Linked DNA regions of Homo sapiens: region 2 is linked to region 1. Evidence: read pairs that join two places in POLR2A ChIA-PET (ENCODE). Cell type or tissue: HCT116. All regions are shown on one strand. Links, peaks and the distances in the headings refer to the core of each region. The heading gives the core; the rest is flanking DNA.

Region 1 (8,000 bases), core at 1-8,000:
ACCAAGTCCAGTTTTAAGAGGTAAAAAGGATTACCACCCCTCCCCACCACCCGACTGAGTCTTGCTCTCTTGCCCAGGCTGGAGTGCAGTGGCGTGATCTTGGCTCACTACAACCTCCACATCCTGGGTTCAAGCGATTCTGGTGCCTCAGCCTCCCGAGTAGCTGGGACTACAGGCGTGTGCCACCACGCCTGGCTAATTTTTTTGTTTTTTGTTTTGTATTTTTAGTAGAGACAGAGTTTCGCCATGTTGGCCAGGCTGATCTTGAACTCCTGACCTCAGGTGATCTGCCTGCCTTGGCCTCCCTAAGTGCTGGGATTACAGACGTGAGCCACCGTGCCCGGTAAACGATTACTTTTTATTTGGGGGCTGGGGTGGGTTGAGAAGGCTTTACAGACAAAATAGGTGGAATTTCTAGAGAATACGTGAAGGTACTAAGCATTTCAGACGTCAAAAGTGACATAAGCAAAGCAGGAAGATTGGGATACTTTATTCAACTTGTGTTGATTGTGTGGATGAAATACAGCTGGAAAATGGGATTGGGTTGGGAGAGGCCTTAGGTTCCATATTAAGGAATATAGGTTTTATTTGTTGGTAGTTGGTTTTGTTTGGAAGGTAATTAGAAGCAAGACAGTTTCAGAGTTACTGACATAGAATAGGAAATTAACCCTTCAGCAGGATTTGCAGGAAAGTTGGGGATTGTAATTATTTTGAGGAGATAAAGGTTTGAAAAAGGGCTGCAGGAAACAATGGAAGATGAGTAACATTGCCTTTTAGTTATGTTGTGATTGGGGTCATGGTGGGATATACCTTAGAAATTTAGATCTGGTGGTATTTAGAAAGATGGAGGTGTGCCAATTATTAGGCTTATGCTAGGCAGCCTTTTTGAGGTGGAGGAAGTGGGTAAGATTGCCTTGGGCAATTTCCTAAAGGGTAATATGGGCTTTGAGAGGAGAGACATTTACGTGGTAGTGAGGATTTTTTTTTATTTATTTGCATCTAGTGTCTAAAACAGAGATTTTATTTGTTTTAGTGATTGGTGGCATAGTTGCAGAAAGGCTGAGCTTGACACCTTTGCTTTTGAGGGGCTACTCCCAGCACTTTCTAGGCCCAAAAGCTTAGGATTTGGAGGAATTCTGATGAGGTCCTAGGGTGTACCATGTTTGTTCTTCCTGTCATTTAATAGAAGTCATGGCTTCCTGTGGCTGCCCTGGGAGATTGGCTTACAGGGGTTCTTAGCCATTGGTTGTGAAGGACCACTGAAGCCCAGGGAGGCCCAGCATTCTGCCAGTTTCCACAGGGCTCTTAAGTTTATGTTTCTACCAAATCAGTAGTTCATCTAATTTAGTCAGATTTGGACCAAGGCAGTATGGTTCCAGAGCTCTTATTTACTCTGTTGACTTGGAAGAATTAGGAGTTCAGGGAGGATGAGAGTCAAAGCTTCAGACATCACCTAGAGTCCTGACTTCATTGCTTTCAGGTTGCATGACCCTGGATAAATTTATTTACTATCTTTTTTTTTTAAGGCAGGGTCTTGCTTGCTCTCTTCCCCAGGCTGGAGTGCAATAGCATGATCACAGCTTACTGCAGCCTCAGGCTCCTGGGTTCAGGTGATCCTCCTGCCTCAGCCACCCCCACCCCGTGACTGCCCCATAGCTGGGATTACAGGTGCTCACCACCATGCCCAGCTAATTTTTTTGTATTTTTTTTTTATAGAGACAGGGTTTCGCCATGCTGCCCAGGCTGGTCTTGAATTCCTGTACTCAAATGATCCACTTGCTTTGGCCTCCCAAAACGTTGGGATTACAGGCTTGAGCCACTGCGCCCAGCCAAATTTACTCTTTTTTTTGTTTTGTTTTTGAGACGGAGTCTCGCTGTTGTTGCCCAGGCTGGAGTGCAGTGGTGCGATCTTGGCTCACTGCAACCTCCGTCTCCCAGGTTCAAGTGATTCTCCTGCCTCAGCCTCCTGAGTAGCTGGGATTATAGGCGCCCGCCACCATGCCCAGCTAATTTTTTTGTATTTTTAGTAGAGACGGGGTTTGATCATGTGGGCGTGGCTGGTCTCGAACTCCAGACCTCAGGTGATCTGCCCGCCTCGGCCCCCCAAAGTGCTGGAATTACAGGCATGAGCCACCACGCTCGGCCAAAATTTACTTATACTTATTAATGCCCTTTTTTGTTTGTTTTGTTTTTGAGATAGGGTCTTGCTCTGTTGCCAGGCTGGAGTGCAGTGGCACAATCTCGGCTCACTGCAACCTCCGACTCCTTGGTTCAAGCAATTCTCCTGCCTCAGCCTCTTGAGTAGGTGGGATTACAGGCACATGCCACCACGCCCAGCTACTTTTTGTATTTTTAGTAGGGACAGGGTTTCACCATGTTGGCCTGGCTAGTCTCGAACTCCTGACCTCAGGTGATCCGCCTGCCTCAGCCCGCCAAAGTGCTGGGATTACAGGCGTGAGCCACTGCACTTTTTAAGCGTAAGCACAGAGTTTTTATTTAACCTTCAAGCAGGTTTCAGTTTCGCCTTTCTAAAAGAAGCAGTAAATGGATTAAATCAGGAGATTGTGTATGAATTGGTGATTTAGAAGAATGTTCAGAAGTGGGGTTAAAGTTCCTTGTCAGAAATTCTGAGTCCTGGCCAGGTGCGGTGGCTCACGCCTATAACGTCAGCATTTTGGGAGTCCAAGGTGGGTGAATCATCTGAGGTCAGGAGTTCGATACCAGCCTGACCAACATGGTGAAACTCCATCTCTACTAAAAATACAAAAATTAGCTGGGCGTGATGGTGCATGCCTGTAATCCCAGCTACTTGGGAGGCTGAGGCATGAAAATCACTTGAACCTGGGAGGCGGAGGTTGCAGTGAGCTGAGATAGGGCCACTGCAGTCCTGCCTAGGCAACAGAGTGAGACTCTTGGAAAAAAAAAAAAATTGAGTGCCTGGAAACTAGTTGTAGAAAAATTACTTTTTTACTTATTTAATAGGGCGAGAGTTGTTTTCAGGGTTTGTAGACTATATTCTTGGTGAAGTTGTGAGCTGTCTTAAAAATGTTAATTGATACATTGATGTGAGGGTACATTATTTTATACTGGGATTTTGAACAGGAGACTTGAAAAGTAATTAGAGGATGGTAGAGACTGTCTAGCCCACCTCTCTAGTATTCTAGACAGGTAGTTATCACATCAGATCTGTGCTCCAGCATGTAAATGACAGGACTCAGTTGTAAGAGGCAACCTGTTCCATGGACAGATTTACTCAATAGAAAGGTCAAAATCATAGATTTGTACCATTAAAATATATGGCATTTTAGCTGATACTCAGATCTTGCCTGCTATGCTTTTGGATTTATTATTGTAGTAAGATTTAATTCTTAAGTGCTTTTTTTGTCTTCTAGGGCTTGCATTTCTTTTGGTCCTAAGAATCGTTCAATTGGAGCAGCAGCTAAAAGCCAGGTAAAGTTTCATTTTTTTCCTAAAATGACTTATTTCTCCTCTTCATCCATGTGTTCAGCAAGTAGTTGAATGCCCATTATGTGCCTAACACTGGTAGGCCTTGGGAATACAACTGGCAGATACAGACCTCTTCTCTGTTCCCATGTACAGTCAGCCCTCAGAATTCCATGGGTTCTGCATCTGTAGATTCAAACAACTGTGGATCAAAAATATTTTTGGGAAAAAATACAACACTGGAACAATAAAAAATACAAATGAAAACAATCCAGTGTAACAACTACTTACATAGCATTTACATTGTATTAGGTGTTATAAGTAATCTAGAGACAACTTCAGGTATACAGGAGGATGTGCATAGGTTATAGGCCAATACTATGTCATTTTGTCTAAGGGACTTGAGCATCTGTGGATTTTGGTCTAATTCAAGGAGTGCCCTGGAATCAGTCCCCTGCAGATACCCAGGAACCACTGCTTCAGTGAGAAGCACCTGGCCTTAAAATAGCATTAGCAGTATAATCTGTTTAATGCAAACTGCCAGGGTGTATTTTGTCCAGATCTTGTTAAGCAAGGCTTGCTTGTTCCTTGATATTTTACATGCTCCTTAAGTCTGTCTTGTTGGGCCTTTCATCTTACTCATATATAAGGTAAGTGTTGATCTTGTTAAACAAGTTTCTCAAGGAAGGAAAGCATACCTCTAGAAATACATTAAAGGACTTGCTTTTAGTTTACTCTGTAAACCAGGAACCTGACGTAGTTGCTGGTTTCTGAATAACCAGAGCAGCAGAACCCCAAGAGTTCTGTTATTCTAAGTGTCTGAGATATCTGTAAAATTAAGGAGTTGCATGTTTGACCTTCTTATGGTTCAGCCTGGAGCAACCCTATAGGGTGAATCTGTTTTTGAATGGGGCAGGGCCTAAAATTTATTAGCCTAAAAAAGTGGTGCTTGGCCAATTGGTTTTTAATTAAGTTGGATGTTTTATAGTTCATTTTCACAGTGTTCGAGATCTTTTAGGAGACAGCAGGTAGAAAATATTGGGCCATTTTGAAATCTCTTCCTTCTAAAATTTGAGCAAATCGCTCCTGTTTTTTAAACCTGCTTTTCATGATTGAGAGACAGTTACTATACTAAACTGGCTGCCCAGTTCTAGGTTGATACAGTTATTGTGTTACAGAGTTTCTGTTTGGCAGCTTGCTCGAGGAAGGCATGATTTGGGTGGCCTCATCTGTTTCATAAAAGGACTTCTGTGTGTTCCCTTTCATCTAGTTGATACAGGAGCTTACTACATCTCCTGCATTGGGAGGAGCAGCCTGTAAATCTTAAGCAGAAGGTCATTCTGGAATTTTTTGAATATTTTTGTCAGCATTTTCCCCTCATAAATTGTGATAGTTTATTCTAGAAGAATTAGAAAACATAGATAAAAAAGTGTAAGTCACCTGTTCAACCATTATCCAAAAATCATATAGACATTTGTCTTACCACCTTCTGAAAACTTTACCTGTTGATATTTCATTGTATGAATAGCCCATAATTTAAGCATTTCCCTGTTATTAACCATTTAGGCTGTTTCTAGGCGTCTGCTACTACAAATAATACTCTCCCAATATCCTTTTGTGTTCATTTTTGTGTACTTAGTATGATTTTTTTTTTCCCCTTTATGAGAAATTTGTTTCACTGGAATTTTTTTTCTTTTCTTTTTTCTTTTTTTTTTTTTTTTTGAGAGTGCAGTTTTTGAGAGTGCAGTGGCCCTGTCAGCGCAACCTCCACCTCCCAGGTTCAAATGATTCTCATGCCTCAGCCTCCTGAGTAGCTGGGGTTACAGGTGCGCACCACCATGCCTGGCTAATTTTTTGTATTTTTAGTAGAGACAGCGTTTCACCATGTTGGTCAGGCTGGTCTCGAGCTCCTGACCTCAAATGAGGCCCTGGCTTCTTTCAAAGTGCTGGGATTACAGGCGTGAGCCATGACACCCGGCCTTAACTAGAATTTCTAAATCAATTTATGTATTGCTGAGTTGGTTCCTGGAAACTTTCAACCATAAACTATGGGCAATTTTTAAAGGCTAAAAGTTATTTTATGTAAATGTTTATTAGAAGTTTAAGAACAGAAAATACTTATGCAAGTATAATGACCTGACTTCATGGGATATAGGAAGAGCAGGGCTCTATTTTTAGCCCTGCCACTCTGAGACCCATGCAAATCCCTCCTCCCTCACTTCGCATGCTAGTGGGCACCATTTAGAAAAGTTTAGGGTCTGAAGAAACCAAAACCAAGAAGGAGACTCTATATAAAGTTAAAATGTTGCTAATTTAATCTGAGGCTGTTGAAATAAAAAAAAAATTAGTAGTAGTCTTTCCACTCTTTGATATTCTTTCTCTTAGGTAATTTCTAATGCAAAGAACACAGTCCAAGGATTTAAAAGATTCCATGGCCGAGCATTCTCTGATCCATTTGTGGAGGCAGAAAAATCTAACCTTGCATATGATATTGTGCAGTTGCCTACAGGATTAACAGGTATAAAGGTAAGGTTGTCAGGTTAATGCCTTTTAATTAAAATGCATTATTATATTTTATCAGTTCAATATCTATCTGTACTTTTCTGATGTCAGATTGCAATGAAAATGCTTACAGTTGCTTAGGGAAAGCTTTTTTCTAGTAAAGACTATTTGACAATTTTTGAATGATCTGGATGTTGGTTGGGAGCCATGAGTGGTGCTCTTAATATGGGTTGGAGACCTGGGTAGTGATGGTTTGAAGTTAATACTGCCATTGCTGCTTGTTTTGCTCACTGATGCAGTGGGCTTTTTAGCATGATTTTAGGGAATGACTTCTGGAAGAGCAGGCAAAGCAATCACAGTTTTTTTTTTTTTTTTTTGAGATGGACTCTCGCCTTGTCACCCAGGCTGGTGGGCAATGGTGTGATCTTGGCTCACTGCCACCTCTGCCTCCTGGGTTCCAGCGATTCTCCTGCCTCAGCCTACCAAGTAGCTGGGATTACAGGCACGTGCCACCATGCCTGGGTAGTTTTTTGCATCTTTAGTAGAGACGGGGTTTCACTGTGTTGGCCAGGTTGGTCTCGAACTCCTGACCTTGTGATTCCCCTGCCTCAGCCTCCCAAAGTGCTGGGATTACAGGCGTGAGCCACCGCACCTGGTAGGAATCACAGTTTTAAGTCACTAGCAGATAGATGGACATACTCTTGGAGATAGGATTTAATTTAGAAAGAGATGTTCTTTTGGGGAAAAGTGAGTTTGGTCTTTATCTCTGGTACATCTAGTGGAGTCTCTGTGAAGTATGCAGTGAACTGATCACAGAAAAAGGGTAAGAGGCTGGGAGATGGATAGGGTGGACACATTTGCCTTTCTTGCACTCAGAGGTAGTAAGAGGAATCCATGAGGGGGGGTGGGGGCGTGATTGGCTTTCCAGGCAGGTGAGATTACGGAGAGATTTGGTTTTGGAGGCCAAGAATCAGGAGAACAGGCTGGAAAGCCAAGAGATGTTGAGAACCATGAGAAAAAGGTAGTCTGCTGTTGCAGTGTAGCTGATAATTTAGTTGTATTTAGAAGTGAAAAATTCTGAAAATTAAAGAATGATGACTGGGTTTTCTTAAAATATCTGTGGTAATTAAGGACAGTTTGAATGGGATAGTAAAAGATGAAGCTGAAGCACAGGAGAGAGAAAGGGGTTAAAAAGGGAGGTGAAGAAATGTGCAATACTTATTAGAAATAAGAAATAAAGAAATAGGATAGGTATTGGCAGATTTATTCATAAGCATTGCAAGAAGCAAAGGAGAAAAAGACTAGGAAGAAGATTTGGGAAACAAGTAGATGCAAGTCTAAAAGTGGTGGAATTGACCTCAGAATTAGGCAAATAGCAGGGAAGAAAGAGATAATTTAGAAAGGGCACCAGGAGGGATATTTCCCCATCTTTATCATGCAATAAAGTAAGAACTGTTCAATTCTAAACCATAATAAATTGTGGTTGGGCTGGGGAGTCAGAAGGTGGCACGCAAGCTTGAGTTAGGGCAGCAGCTAAAAGAAGAGAGCAACATGTTCTATTCTGGATTGTAATTTGGGAATATGGGCATGTAGGATGGGTTGGGATTGTTTTAGGCAGTCCTTCAATATTTAAAATTCGTAACTGTTATCACATTTGCAGACTTTTATCTGGAATAGGGCTTTATCTTGAAGCTTTGTTCATTATTGTTACTTATTTAAAATTTTTTTTTTTTTTTGAGACAATATCACTGTGTCACCTAGGCTGGAGTGCAGTGGCACGATGTAGGTTTACTGCAACCTCTGCCTCCTGGGTTCAAGCAATTCTCATGCTTCAGTCTCCCTAGTAGCTGGGATTACAGGCATGGACCATCATGCCCAGCTAATTTTTTGTGTTTTTAGTAGAGATGGGGTTTCACCATTTTGGTCACGCTGGTCTTGAACTCCTAACCTCAAGTGATTTGCCCGCCTCAGCCTCCCAAAATGCTGGGACTACAGGTGTGAGCCACTGCACCTAGCCCATCTTTTATTATTTAATTCAACCAGTATATATTGTG
Region 2 (9,513 bases), core at 847-8,846, 93 kb before region 1:
AGAATCACTTGAACCTGGTAAGTGGAGGTTGTGGTGAGCCGAGATCTTCCCACTGCACTCCAGCCTGGGCAACAGAGTGAGAATCCGTCTCAAAAAAAAAAAAAAAGTATATAATGTACAGTTTTATGAGTTCTGACAAATGCATACAGTTGTGTAACTACCACCACAGTCAAGATATAGAACATTTCAATCACCACAAAATATTCCCTCTTGCCCCTTCGTAATGAACCCTTCATTTCAACCCCAGTTCCTGGAAAACATAGATCTACTTTTTGTCCTTATACCATTACCTTTTCCAGAATATCAAACAAATGGAATCATGCAGTATATAGCCTTTCAAGTCTGGCTTCTTTCACTTGGTATAATGCTTGTGAAATTTATCCATTGTTGTTTTCATGTATCAGTACTTTCTTTTTTTTTTTAATCACTGAATAGTATTCCATTGTGTGGATATAACATAGCTTGTTTAGCCATTAATCAGTTGAAGAACATTTGGGTTGTTTCCATTAACAAAAAACAATTAGAAGTCATTGTAGAAGTCCAAAAATAAAATAAAATAAAAATTATGAATAAAGCTACTATAAATATCCATGTACAAGGTTTCATTTGGGCCTTAAATGATCTCCACCAATATTTTCTGAAAATCACATCTAGATATAGGAACTACCAAGTCACAACTACAGCTACGTAAACATTATTCCATATTATTTTAGAAACTCAGATAATTTATTCATTATTTATCAAATATTTATTAAACATCTACTATATAGCAGGTATTGTTCTAAGCACATGGATAAGACAATTGTCAGATACTAGCTCCCCCAAAATACCACCAAGACAACCCATTGGCGAAACCCTGTCTCTACTAAAAATACAAAAAAATTAGCCAGGCGTGGTGGCGGACGCCTGTAATCCCAGCTACTTGGGAGGCTGAGGCAGGAGAATTGCTTGAACCCGGGAGGTGGAAGTTGCAGTGAGCCGAGACTGCACCATTGCACTCCAGCCTGGGTGACAGAATGAGACTCTGTCTCAAGAAAAAAAAAAGCAAAACTGAGTTATTGTTCACTTCAATAAAAAAGATCACTACCTTAACACAGTCTCAGTAACATCTTTAAGGGGGAAAGCAAAGTTGGAATATTTATAAGGTTTGGGGATCTGATTTAAGAGAGTTTTTCAATTCAAGGGGCTTGATTACAACTGGGTAAGAATCATGATACATTGGGATTTGTGGACATAGTAAGGAAAGGTTTTTTTTGAGACAGAGTTCTGCTCTTGTCACCCAGGCTGGAGTGCAGTGGCGAGATCTCTCGGCTCACTGCAACCTCCGCCTCCCAGGTTCAAGTGATTCTCTGGCCTCAGCATCCTGAGTAGCTGGGATTACAGGCGCCCACCACCACGCCCAGCTAATTTTTGTATTTTTAGTAGAGACGGGGTTTCGCCATGTTGGCCAGACTGGTCTCAAACTCCTGACCTCGGGTAATCCACCTACCTCAGCCTCCCAAAGTGCTGGGATTATAGGCGTGAACCACCGCACCCGGCCAGAAAAGGGTTTTAAAGAGTCTGGGATAGTGTATTAGTTTTCTACTGCTGCAGTAATGAATTACCACAAATTTAGGGGCTTCAAACACCACAAATGTGTTATCTTACAATTGTGTCAATAGAAGTCTGACACCAGTCTCACTTGATTAAGACAATGTATTGGCAAGACTGTTGCTTTCTACAAGCTCTAAGGGAGAGTCCTTCCCTTTTCCAGCTTCTAGAGACTGCCCTCATTCATTGGCTTGTGACCCTTTCCTCTGTCTTCAAAGAAAGCAGTGGCTGGTTGTGTTCTTTTAAAATCACATCACTTTGACTTTCTATTCCATCTCCATTATTTATTTTATATATATAAAAATATATATTTGGCTGGGCGCAGTGGCTCACACCTGTAATCTCAGCACTTTGGAAGGCCGAGGCGGGTGGATCACGAGGTCAGGAGATCGAGACCATCCTGGCGAACACAGTGAAACCCTGTCTCTACTAAAAATGCAAAAAATTAGCCGGGCGTGGTAGCACATGCCTATAGTCCCAGCTACTCGGGAGGCTTCGGCAGGAGAATGGCGTGAACCCAGGAAGCGGAGCTTGCGGTGAGCGGAGATGGAGCCACTGCACTCCAGCTTGGGTGACTGAGCGAGACTCTGTCTCAAAAAAAAAAAAAAAATTAGCCAGGCGTGGTGGCAGGTGCCTGTAGTCCCAGCTACTCGGGAGGGTGAGGCAGGAGAATGGTGTCAACCTGGGAGGCGGAGCTTGCAGTGAGCCAAGATCACATCACTGCATTCCAGCCTGGGCAACAGAGTGAGACTCCATCTCAAAAAAAAAAAAAAAAACCATATATATATATATTTCTTCTTATTATTTTGGGCCAACTCAGATCATTCAGAATCTCATCTACTTGTTTTAAGGTCAACTAAATAAACAACCTTAATTTCATCTGCCACCTCAATTCCCCTATGCCATATAAAATAGCATATTAGGGCCGGGCGCGGTGGCTCATGCCTGTAATCCCAGCACTTTGGGAGGCCAAGGCAGGTGGATCACAAGGTCAGGAATTCGAGACCAGGCTGGCCAATGTGGCGAGACTCCATCTCTACTAAAAATACAAAAATTAGCAGGGCATGGTGGCATGGTGTCGGGTGCCTGTAATCCCAACTACTCAGGAGGCTGAGGCAGGAGAATCACTTGAACTTGGGAGGCAGAGGGTTGCAGTGAGCTGAGATTGCACCATTGCACTCCAGCCTGGGTGATAAGAGTGAAACTTCATCTCAAAATAAAATAAAATAAATAATAAAATAGCATATTAGGTTGGGTGGGTTGGCTCATGCATGAAATCCCAGCACACTGGGAGGCTTAGGCAAGAGGATCACTTGAGCCCAGGAGTTCAAGACCAGCCTGAGCAACACAGTGAGACCCCATCTCTTAAAAAATTGAAAAATTAGCCAGATGTGGTGGTGCACGCCTGCAATCCCAGGTACTTGGGAGGCTGAGGTAGAAGGATAAATTGAGCCTGGGAGGTGGAGGCTACAATGATCCATGATCCTGCTGCTGGGTGACAGGGAGAGATCCTGTCTCAAAAAAAAAAAAAGCATATTAGTATATTCACAGGTTCACAAGTTCTAAGGATTAGTACATGAACATCTTTGGGGAAGAATTATTCTGCCTACCACAGAGCATAAAGTCACTTGAAGTCATCTATTGAAAAGCTGAGCAGTTAGATGTTCTTTTAAACATTTATATGGTTTGGATCTGTGTTCCCGCCCAAATCTCAAGTAAAATTGTAATTCCCAATGTTGGAGGTGGGGCCTGATGTGAGGTGATTGGATCATGGAGGTGTTTCTCATGAATAATTTAGCACCATCCTCTTAGTTCTGGTCTCATGATAGTGAGTTCTCATAAGATCTGGTTGACTAAAAGTGTGTGGCACAGCTGGGCATGGTGGCTCATGCCTGTAACCCTAGCACTTTGGGAGGCCAAGGTGGGCAGATCAATTGAGTTCAGGAATTTGAGACCAGCCTGGCCAACATGGCAAAACCCCATCTCTACAAAAATACAAAAATTAGCCTGGTGCGGTGGTTTGCACGTGTAGTCTCAGCTACTTGGGAGGCTAAGGCAGGAGACTTGCTTCAACTCAAGAGGCGGAGGTTGCAGTGAGCCAAGCTCACGCCACTGCATTCCAGCCTGGGCAACAGAATGAGACTCTGTCTCAGAAAAAAAAAAAAAGTTTGTGGCACCTCCCCCATTATGCTCTCTTGCTGCTACTCTGGCCTCGTGATGTGTGTGGTCCCTCTTCACATTCCGCGATGATTGTAAGTTTCCTGAGGCCTCCCCATTAGCCGAGAAGATGCTAGTATCATGCTTCTTGTACAACCTGCATAACTGTGAGCCAATTAAACCTCTTATCTTTATAAATTACGCAGCCTCAGGTATTTCTTTATGGCAGTGCAAGAACGGACTAATGCCTGTCATTCCAGCTACTCGGGAGGCTGAGGCAGGAGAATCACTTGAACCTGGGAAGCAGAGGTTGCAGTCAGCCAAGACCCCGCCATTGCACTCCAGCCTGTGCAATAGAGTGAGACTCTGTCTGAAAAAACAAACAAACAAACAGACTAATACAAACACGATTTTGAAAAGTTGCTGAAATTGTTAGAGGTGTTCCAACAGAGAGACTCCATCTTGACTACGGGCTGGGTGAAACAAGGCTGAGACCTACTGGGCTGCATTCCCAGGAGGTTAGGCATTCTTAGTCACAGGATGAGATAGGAGGTCGGCACAAGATACAGGTCACAAAGACCTTGCTGATAAAACAGATTGTAGTAACGAAGCTGGCTAAAACCCACCAAAACCAAGATGGTGATGAAAGTGACCTCTGATCGTCCTCATTGCTCATTATTCCTTAATCATAAATCATTAGCACGCTAAAGACACTCCCACCAGCACAATGATAGTGTACAAATGCCATAGCAATGTCCTGAAGTTACCCTATATGGTCTAAAGGGGGGAGGAATGCTTAGTTCTGGGAAATCCCTGCCCCTTTCCTGGAAAACTCATGAATAATCCACTCCTTATTTAGCATATGATCAAGAAATAACTATAAGTATACTTAGTCAAGTGGCCCATGTCACTGTTCTGTCTATGGAGTATCATTCTTTTGTTTCTTCTGTAATAAACGTGCTTTTACTCTACCCTATTGATGGACTCCCCTGAATTCTTTTTCTTTGTCTTTTTTTTTTTTTTTTTTTTTTTGAGAGGGAGTCTTGCTCTGTGGCCCAGGCTGGAGTTCAGTGGTGCGATCTCAGCTTGCTGCAACCTCTGCATCCCGGGTTCAAGCTATTCTCCTGCCTTGGCCTCCCGAGTAGGTGGGATTGCAGGCACATGCCACCACGACCAGCTAATGTTTTTTGTATTTTTAGTAGACACGGGGTTTCACCATGTTGGCCAGGATGGTCTCCAACTCCTGACCTCAAGTGATCCACCCGCCTTGGCCTCCCAAAGTGCTGGGATTACAGGTGTGAGCCACCATGCCCGGCCTAGCAAACTTTCTATGTAAGAAACAGATAGTAAAATATTTTAGGCTTTGCAGGTCAAGTGGCAAAATCAAAGATTTTTTTTTTTTTTTTTTGAGATAGGATCTCACTCTATCACCCAGGCTGGAGTGCAGTGGTGCAATCTCAGGTCACTGCAGCCTCCATCTCTCAGGTTCAAGTGATTTTCCTGCCTCAGCCACCCAAGTAGCTGAGATTACAGGCACCCGCCACCACACCCAGCTAATTTTTGTATTTTTAGTATACAATTTGGTTTAACCAAATTGGCCAGGCTGGTCTTGAACTCCCGACCTCAAGAGACCTACCCACCTTGGCCTCTCAAAGTGCTGGGATTCCAGGTGTGAGCCACCATACCCGGCTAAATCAATGATTTCATCGAGGTACTTACATAATAATATAAAAGTTTCCATAAATATTTTATTGGTAACATTTACACTTTTTATGTGTGTGTGTGGAAAACACAGTCTCACTATATTGCCCTGGCAGGTTTCAAACTCCTGGGCTCAAGCTGTCCTCCTACCTCTGCCTCCTTAAGAGCTGGGATTACAGGGTTGAGCCACCATGCCTAGCTTATTGATAAAATTTAAAATATAGTAGTTAAGTTTTCAGGCCTGTTAATAAGAATAAAGCAATTTTGGCTAGACGCAGTGACTCACGCCTGTAAACTCAGCACTGTTGGAGGCCGAGGCAGGAGGATCACTTGAGGTCAGAAGTTTGAGAGCAGCCTGGCCAACATGGTGAAACCCCATCTCTACTGAAAATACAAAAATTAGCTGGGCATGGTTGTGCGTGCCTGTGATCCCAGCTACTTGGGAGGCTGAGGTAGGAGAATAGCTTGAGCCTGGGAGTCGGAGGTTGCGGTGAGCAGAGATCGATCACACAATTGCACTCCATCCTGGGCTACAGAATGAGTCTCTGTCTCAAAAAAAGAAAGAGAAGAAAAAGAAAATATCTTTTCACACAGATACGTACTCTTAAATATGTTATCAATCCACTGTCATATGATATTATTTTAGAATAATCATTGCTGGAGAGAAATTTATAAAATTTTATTAGAGGTTGGGCCCAGTGCCTCATGCCTAAATCCCAGGACTTTGGGAGGCCAAGGCGGGGAGATCACTTGAGGTCAGGGGTTCGACACCAGCCTGGCCAACATGGTGAAACCCCGTCTCTATTAAAAATACAAAAATTAGCCAGGCGTGGTAGTGCTTACCTGTAATCCCAGCTACTCAGGAGGCTGAGGCAGGAGAATCGTTTGAACCAAGGAAGTGGAGGTTGCAGTAAGCTGAGATCTTGCCACTGCACTCCAGCCTGGGTGACAGAGTGAAACTGTCTCAAAAAAAATAAATAAGTACATTGTATTAGACTGTTCTCTTAATATATGCCTTTGAGCATATCATTACATTGAAAAGTAATCACCTCCAATTGAAGATTAGATGGGAGATCCTCAATTGTACATTTAAACTGATTTTGAAATATGGAAATTTCCAGCCGGGAATGGTGGCTCACACCTGTAATCCCAGCACTTTGGGAGGCTGAGGCAGGCAGATCATGAGGCCAAGAGATCGAGACCAGTCTGGCCAACATGGTGAAACCTCATCTCTACTAAGAATACAAAAATTAGCTGGGTGTGGTGGCGTGCACCTGTAGTCCCAGCTGCTCAGGAGGCTGAGGCAGGAGAATCGCTTGAACCAGGGAGGTGGAGGTTGCAGTGAGCCGAGATCATGCCACTGCACTCCAGCCTGGTGACAGAGTGAGACTCCATCTCAAAAAAAAAAAAAAAAAGAAAAAGAAATACAGAAATTTACTTTATACGTGAGAGCCAAAACATGCTGTAGGCACTGTAGTTCAAATCACAGAAAAGATGTATGCTGCAAACTTGTGCAATAATGGACATCTCAGGTCTTCTTTTAACTTTGACACCAGGCCAGGCACAGTGGCTCACACCTGTAATGCCAGTACTTTGGTAGGCCAATGCGGGCAAATCACCTGAGGTCAGGAGTTCCAGACCAGCCTGGCCAACATGGTGAAACCCTGTCTCTTTTAAAAATACAAAAATTAGCCAGGTGTGGTAGCGCTCACCTGTAGTCCCAGCTACTCTGGAGGCTCAGGTAGGAGAATCGCTTGAACTTGGAAGGTGGAGGGTTCAGTGAGCTGAGATCATGCCACTGCAATCCAGCCTGGGCAACAGTGAGACTCTGTCTCAAAAAAAAAAAAAAAAAAAATTGACACCATAGGACGTGCCTAAATCAACCTGACATTTCTTGTGATTCAAACAACGTTATGTATTGCCCAAAACGACTTTATCACAGTAAGAGTTTCACATATCAATACCATTTTAATTGATAATTTTAGGTTGAATGTATTAAGAAACGTTATCACATCTTCAGCAAAAGCTAATCTCTAAAACCACTTAGTATTCAATAAAACTGGTTGAGGGCAATTCTCATTCATAAGAATTTCCATCTCACAGAATTATTCATCATAGCCAAAGGTAAAAGCAACTGACTGTTCAACAATGAATGAATGGATAAGCAAAATGGGGTATAGATGTATATACAATGAAATATTATTCAAACTCCAAAAGGAAGAACAGCTGGGCACAGTGGGTCACGCCTGTAATCCCAGCACTTTGGGAGGCTAAGGCAGGCAGATTACTTGAAGTTAGGAGTTCGAGACCACCCTGGCCAACACGGTGAAACCCCATCTCTACTAAAAATACAAAAATTAGCCAGGTGTGTTGGCACATACCTATAATCTCAGCTACTTGGGTGGCTGAGGCAGAAGAATCCCTTGAACCTGAGAGGCAGAGTTTGCAGTGAGCCGAGATTATGTCAGTGCACTCCAGCCTGGGCAACAGAGTGAGACTCTGCCTCAAAAAAAAAAAAAAAAAAAAAAAAGGAAGGACAAGTGCTAAAACTTGGATGTACCTTGAGGATATTATGCAAGATGAAATAAGACAATCAAAAAAGACAAATACTATATGATTCCACTTGCATAAGTTACCAAGAGCTGTCGAATTCACAAAGACATAAAGTAGAATGGCAGTTCCTAGGGGTTGGGAGTAGGGAGGTAATGAGGAATTATTATTTAATGGGTATAGAGCTTGAGTTTTGCAATATGAAAAGTTCTAGAGATGGATGGTGGTAATGGTGGCCATGGTTTCACAACATTGTCAATATACTTAATACCATTGAACTGTACACTTAAAAATTGTTAGGATGGTATAATGTTATGTGTATTTTACCACAAGTTTTAAAAATTTCCTTCTCAGCTGGGCACCGTAGCTCATGCCTATAATCCCAATACTTTGGGAAGCCGAGGCAGGTGGATCACCTGAGGTCGGGAGTTCGAGACCAGCCTGACCTACATGGAGAAACCCCATCTCTACTAAAAATACAAAAAATTAGCTGGGCATGGTGGTGCATGCCTGTACTCCCAGCTACTCAGGAGGCTGAGGCAGGAGAATTGCTTGAACCCGGGAGGTGGAGGTTGCGGTGAGCTGAGATTGTGCCATCGCACTCCAGCTTGGGCAACAAAAGTGAAATTCCATCTCAAAAAAAAAAATTTTCCTTCTCAGCCCTGAGCTTAAATAAAATAGTAAGTTACAACTGCTAAGCCATCAAACTGCTGTATAGTAGATCAAGTCAGATATTCAGCTTCATTACTGAAAAAAATCCTGGAATTCATAATGATTAAGTCCAGAAGAGCAAATAAAGTTCACTGTTGACACTGTTGGCTCAATAACACATGATAAATTCAAATATTTCCTGCAAGGGTTTTTTTTTTTTTTGAGATGGAGTCTTGCTCTGTCACCCTGGCTGGAGTGCAGTGGTGCAATCTCAGCTCACTGCAACCTCTGCCTCCTGGGTTCAAGAGATTCTCCTGCCTCAGCCTCCTGAGTAGCTGGGACCACAGGTGCACGCCACCACACCCAGATAATTTTTGTATTTTCAGTAGAGATGGGGTTTCACCATGTTGGCCAAGCTAGTCTCGATCTCCTGACCTCGTGATCCACATGCCTTGGCCTCCCGAAGTGCTGGAATTACAGGCATGAGCCACTGTGCCCAGCCCCCTGCAAGGATTTAAACATCTTACATTGTCACAAGCTTAGTGAATCTGCCCAGCTAAGTTTCTTCTGTCCCACAAATATTGGTAACCCCATAAATTATAACACATCTTAGCAGATTCCACTTCAGGTTGTACTGAATTTCAAATTCTTTGAAAATATTCTCACATGTACTTATTCCATAGAGACTACTCTTTGAAGCTAATTCTTCAGTCACTTCCAACTTAACATTGCTCATTGAATAAACAACTTAACAGTTTTGCTAACATCCATCACCTTTTTAACAGTCAAAGACATACAGATGAAAAACAAGAAAAGTCTCCAGAAATAAACACCTCTCATTTATAAGTAGTTGATATTGAACAA

Evidence for each region. Peaks named below come from ENCODE experiments on the same cell type or tissue, not always from the same donor. Only the 100,000 strongest peaks of a DNase experiment are listed, where the experiment ranks them.
Region 2: POLR2A ChIA-PET joins it to region 1 with 5 read pairs; 31 of 35 experiments call an interaction of 5 or more read pairs at or near these places.

Annotation. Positions count from the first base shown.
Region 1 is chr5:133,061,588-133,069,587 of GRCh38, forward strand. It overlaps HSPA4 (heat shock protein family A (Hsp70) member 4), which reads left to right. Exons shown (of 19, transcript NM_002154.4): 2 at 3,393-3,450; 3 at 5,830-5,970. Among named protein-coding and RNA genes, the nearest start is that of HSPA4, 14 kb to the left of the region's middle. In HCT116, for the core only: no CTCF peak of the experiment used is centred there; no DNase peak of the experiment used is centred there; H3K27ac peaks cover 620 bases.
Region 2 is chr5:132,967,812-132,977,324 of GRCh38, forward strand. No RefSeq gene overlaps it. Among named protein-coding and RNA genes, the nearest start is that of AFF4-DT, 8.8 kb to the left of the region's middle. In HCT116, for the core only: no CTCF peak of the experiment used is centred there; no DNase peak of the experiment used is centred there.